Linked DNA regions of Homo sapiens: region 2 is linked to region 1. Evidence: chromatin loops called from intact Hi-C (ENCODE). Cell type or tissue: endothelial cell of umbilical vein. All regions are shown on one strand. Links, peaks and the distances in the headings refer to the core of each region. The heading gives the core; the rest is flanking DNA.

Evidence for each region. Peaks named below come from ENCODE experiments on the same cell type or tissue, not always from the same donor. Only the 100,000 strongest peaks of a DNase experiment are listed, where the experiment ranks them.
Region 2: a loop joins it to region 1, with 6 times the contacts of the local background. A loop is called at or near these places in 10 of 110 quality-filtered maps.

What each region holds. Positions count from the first base shown.
Region 1 is chr9:21,683,740-21,686,663 of GRCh38, reverse strand. No RefSeq gene overlaps it. Among named protein-coding and RNA genes, the nearest start is that of MTAP, 120 kb to the left of the region's middle. RefSeq lists an enhancer at 980-2,179. In endothelial cell of umbilical vein, for the core only: no CTCF peak of the experiment used is centred there; a DNase peak (open chromatin) is centred at 1,553; H3K27ac peaks cover 2,500 bases.
Region 2 is chr9:21,548,215-21,551,138 of GRCh38, reverse strand. The region is part of intron 1 of MIR31HG (MIR31 host gene); the gene reads left to right. Among named protein-coding and RNA genes, the nearest start is that of MIR31HG, 10 kb to the left of the region's middle. In endothelial cell of umbilical vein, for the core only: no CTCF peak of the experiment used is centred there; a DNase peak (open chromatin) is centred at 1,658; H3K27ac peaks cover 2,500 bases.

The sequences.
Region 1 (2,924 bases), core at 117-2,616:
GAGGCAAGAGGGAGCAAAGATTAAGCCTGATCTTTGTGAAGGAAAAAAGTTAATTCACGAAGATTATGTTTTCTCTGAAAGACTCACCTTTCCCCTTTACTCTGGCCTATATGAGTCAAAATTTTGGATGCTATTCTTAAGAATTCAGGTCATTTCTCTCTCTCCTTCTACTCTTTGCTCAGAAAAGCTTCAGACAAAGCCACTAAATTTACAAACTAAAATTCAGGTTGTGGGTGTGTGTATTTTTGTGTTCTCTGACATAAGAACAGACCAAACATATAGCACTCTTCAAGGACATAGGATAGATGAACATATGTTAATATACAACAGATGTCATGAGAAGCATGAAATACATTTCATGACTCCATAGTAAATTTTGTAAGTCATTGCCACAAGAATTGGTACATAATGAAAATATAAACGTTTGAAAAAGATGAATTCTTACATAAAAATAGATTCTTAATAATTTATGAAAGGTGAATTATTTGGATATATTCTTTGCCCCTTCGAAGTATGTGACAAGTAGGGTTTAGTCTAAAACAGAAACCTCTTTAGCTATTCAATCAGGAAATTTAATTTAGGGTTTACAAAACATTGTAAGACAAGAAAATCAGGGAAACTGCCACAAGTATTCAGGAAATCAGGTAAGGCAGGAGTTGCAGGGGACCTTCATCACCTGTCTCAGTTGTCTGAAGCACCTAAGTAGGTGATTTTCAGGCAGACCCCCAAAAGTCACTGGCAAAACCTCAGATCTGCTATCTGCCAGTGACCCTGTACCTGCTCACTAACTCCAGAGCAATAACAGTGCCTTCTCTTCCACCTTCTCGTGCAAGTGTCTCTCGTTAGAAGACCCTAAATCAGAGCACTACTTACAAGGAGTCTAGAAAACATAGCCTTTATGTTTCTGGGCCTTGCTTCCAGGGAGAGTGAAGAAGGCCCCATGCTGAGACACCAACAGACAATCCTGCTCCAAGTTGAAACCAGTGGAAACAGCGTACTTTTCCTCTGTTTTCTGCAAATGGACTCAATCCATTTAGGCTGAGGCAGGCGAATTCTAGCATGACCCAGTATACCAAACTGTTCTTATGAAAGAACCAGCCACTCCCAGAACCACCAGTGGGTTTAACAACCTTTTTTTTTTTACGGCGTTTTCATTCTCTTAATAAGACAATCCCAGTCTTCTTTTCACTCACATTCACTGATTCCTTTAAAGAGTTAATTCTGCTGAAAGGTCTTGCTCTATGTGTACATTTCTTAACTGGCATCCCTACTAAGAATAGGGAGCAATGAGGAAAGGTTGTGGAAACAAGGGAAAATTAGTTTATGCAAATAAGGCAGAATGATATTTTACCAGGCTGACACTAAATTTATCTTAGTAAGATTGGTATTACAGTATAGTCTAGCAATTTTCCTCCTGCATCTCTGAAACCTTCCTAGCCTGTGACTCAGTTTCCTACATTAAGGGGCTGTTGCCGCTGTAGTTAGGGTAGTCAGAGGAAGGAAATGCTTGCTCACCTTTGCTGTGTTTGGAATAACCACTCCACATCAAAGAGGTGACTCATTCTGTCCACTTGCCAGCTCTGAGCTTGCTTTCTACCTCCCACTACCCTTTCCTGGCTGTGCTGTTCTTGGCTGGAGAGACTTTTCACCAGCAAGTCCAGGTTTGTGGAGCCTGGCACACTTACCTCCCTGAATGATGAGGCTTTCCAAGGTGGGTTGCTCTACAGGTTGGGACCTGAAGGTGACCACCAGTTTGCCCAACCTACCATTCAAGGTGTATGACTCAAAGTCAAGAAGCTGGGCTTTACTGCTCCTCAAACAGCGAAAGGGAAATGAAATCATTTTATTTCCCCCTTCGTGTTAACAGTAAATATGTAAGCTGAAGATGTTATAAGTTCCTATTTTCATTGGATTTAGAGAAACATGTTGCTGCCTGGAATCACAGAAGCCATCAGGTTCATTTCAGTGAACTCGACAGTGTTACTGTAGTGTGGGGCAGATGGTAAATGCTCAGAAAATATTTATTCGTGTTAGATATACCTCTGTCTGGATGAAAACCATCTTGTGGTAAATAACTTCACTGTAGACATTCTTAGAGAGGGAAAATCCACACTTCATTTAATAAAATCCACTACAAGATTCAATATAGAGGAGAATGTGGGCATGGAAAAATAAAGGACTTTGGAATTAATAGAGATAGGTTTGAGATTAGATGCTCTGGGCAACTCCCTTACGTTCTTATCAAATAATGCAGTGTGTGGTAAAGGAGTCTGGAGTCAGATTGATCTGTTCTAGAATCTCAGAGGCCCACTTAATAGCTACATGGCTATTGACGGTTGACTTCCTTAATCTTCAGCTTCCTCATGTAATACATAGAGTAATAATGAAATTTTCCTCATAAGCTTGTTGTAAGGATTAAATAAGACAGTGCAAATAAATGTTCTAAACAGAGACCCTAGGACACAATTAGTATCCAATAAATTTTAGATATATTCTAAACTTGTTACCTAACTTGGAAAAAGAAAAAAATAAAACATGCCATACTCTGCTGCAAAGGGATTTTACAGATTCTGTGAACATGAAGAAAATGCCTCCCGAGTGTGATTTGTAAGCATTATCTAACTTGCTCATTGTCATGAGCCCATTCCTTTTCTCCAGCATTTGAATGTGGGCTTGCTGCTATTATCTTTTGGCATAGTCCTTGAAAATTTGCACATCGGTTTAACAGACCAGCATTTAGAATGTATGCACATGCACCCTGGAACTTATGGAAAAGAAAAAGGATGCTTAGAGCTCTTGATTACTTCCATTAATGATGAGTTTGACAACCTGCATCTGCAAAATCCTCAGATACTTTACCATTGAACGTTCACATTGCCAGCATTCCCTCATGCTTGGATATTTAGGGGAACTGAAATCGACTC
Region 2 (2,924 bases), core at 126-2,625, 140 kb after region 1:
AGATAAATGTTTATATTTCATTTTTAAATTTTATTTTGTATTTTGCTGTTGTGCATTTGACTTATCAAAAATGGCAATAACTGAGATGACTCTGCTCCCATTGGTCTTTGTTTAAACTGTCAGCACTCACGGGATGTCTGATATATGTGCATTTTCCTCCCCAAATAGAGTTTTAGTTCCTTGAGGTAGCAATCCTTTCTTGCCGTATTCTGTGCTGATTTTATTTAGCACCTAAAAGATAATTGAGGAGATAATACTGGTCTACACTTTAGGTAGTTGAGATTTTTAAAAAATTGCACCATATTGTTCTTTGCTAGTTTTGCTTTCTGTTTAAAAAGTTAGACTGCATTTGCAAAAACACAACAGATAAGGCTAGTTTTTATATCATGTTCCTCTTGATTTCCCACATTGGATATTTGAGCTTCCTTAGTAACAGGAATTTGGGGAGCATAATTATCCTGGGAATTGTCATAGCTCTTCATTTTGCTTGACCCTGGTGTCCTTGACATCTGACAGTGCATGTCTTTGAGGTCTGCAGTGATATGCTACAACCAGGAGCATCAGAGAAGCTGAGACTTTCTGATCTGGAAGGGCTTTTTTTTTTTTTTGCGTTGGTGATCACTGAGGCCAAGGAAAGTCAAGGGCCTTACCCAGCTTCATGGCAGATAAGTGATAGACTCAAGAGCTGAATCCTGTTTATAGAGTCTCAGTATATGCCCTTTCACCACACCGGCCTTTCCCTAAAAGTGTTCAGTCCTGCAAGATTCTGCATAGGATTCTTTGGTCAGATCAATGTGAAATTCTCCATGTCCTATATTTTTTGCTTATTAGAGATTCCAAGCATTTACACAACAAAGAAACTTGTCTGATTTTAACCTACCATTTTCCAACTTTATTTTAACACAGAATCCTCTTTCACCCCGAGAATTCACCTAATAAAGGGTCATGCCGCATGGTGGTAAGCTTTGATGATGATGATGCTGGTGGTGATAAGAGTGACATTTATTTAGCACCTACTTATGTCATAGGCGTAGTTTTAAATGCTTTACATAAATCAGACTCAATCCTCACAACAACACAATGAAGAGGCACTATAATCATCTTTATTTTACAGATGAGGAGACAGGATCAGAGAGGCAGCTGGAGTATAGTAGTTGTGTTGTCCACGAAATATTATTGCACTGAAAACCAGGGTTTCTCAACCTTGGTACTACTGACATTTTGCCCATATAATGTCTTGTTATGGGGGGCTGTCCTGTGCATTGTGGGATGTTTAGCAGCATCCCTGTCTTTTACCCAGTAGTGTCAGCCAAAAATGTCTCCAGACATTGCCAAATGTTCCCTAAATTGTTCCTGGTTGAGAACTAAAGTTATAACAAAAATATGCTTTTTTTGAACAACCTTCTTAGTAACTTTTACAGTGACTCATGGTCATGATTGGGCAAATTACACATTGCAGGTTTTGTGACTACGTCAAGCAGCGTACACTTGTGTGGGGGTGCATGTGAGTTAAACCTGACCCGTACTGTTCTTTTCCGCTCCATTTCCTTACACTACTTCTGCTGAGAGCCAAAAGGCCAAAATTGTTGATTCTGCCTTCAAAGTCTTTTAACTGCCCGATGCACACACCCCCAATTTATATTGTTTCCATTTTTTATTTCCTCTTGGACATGAGCAATATAAACACACACACACACACACACACACGCATACACACGAGAGAGAGTCTTGTTTTTTCTCTGTGTAATAGAGGACTTAACGTATCTGAATTACTCTACAGTAAGAACTTATGTCGGAGCCAAGATTAACAGCTGCCAAGAAAAACATACCCAGCAGTGAATAACTCACAAAGATTTGGCAAAGAAAAAGTAAAGTTATGTGATGAAGTATATTACTAAGTTATAGGGTTTTATTTTTCCAACACGATAACTTGTTAACAATTCACACACTTCAAATGGGTTTGAGGCTTCTGGTCATTGTTTCTTTGTAATTTAAATGCCATTTTTAAGAGCAGCTGAGGTATAATAAAGAGCAATGAAATACCTAGTTTAAAATCCTGGCTCTGCCAAGCATTTACTAATTGTGTGACCTCACTTCTTTTTTCCAAGTGTTTGGTTTCCCACCAGTAAAATGGGTTGATGATATGAAACTAAATAGATTGTTGAAGGGTTGAAATAAGAAAATACATGCACTAATATCCAGTCCATGTTTTGGCAGGTCCTTCTTTCCAGTTATCAAGGGACTCTATCATGATTTGTAATCTTTTTTGGTAATTCCTTAAGTGTAAACTAATTGTTTTTGAAAATAACAGAGGCACCATCAAGTAGCCTAGTACAGGTAACTGTTATTAAAAGGTGGAGTTTGGAGAGCAGGGACGGTACATACAGTACTCAAAGTGATTGAATTTTGAAAGCTTTATATTTAAAGATAGCAAAGTAGCCAAAAGATGGAGTGCAAGGAGCTACAGAGGGCCTTCAGAAACCGAAGCTTACCCTCTGATCTTCTTAGTGGTCGTTTACTGATTCACCTCTTAGTGGTTATTTGAGTGCCCGCTCTGTTCTGGATGCTCTGCAAGCACTGGGGGTACAAACAGTGCAAAATAATAAAAATAGCTACTCTGTCCCTGCACTTTGTCCTCTTAAAACTTAGGTGGTGACTGTGTCCCAACTATAGTTGATACTCGCTGCCTGGAATGCTTGTTTGAAATGGGTTCTGAAGCTTAGCTGAACTTGCTGGGAAGAATGCTGGGATTTATGAATAATATGCCATGGGCAAGAAGATTTGATAGTCTTCTGGTATAATGTTTTTCAAAATGTGGATCTGATTCATTAGTGTATCATGAAATCAGTTTTGTGGGTCACCATGAGCATTACTTAAGAAGTTAAATAGAAATAGAGAAATATCATAGTGCATTGCACATAGCG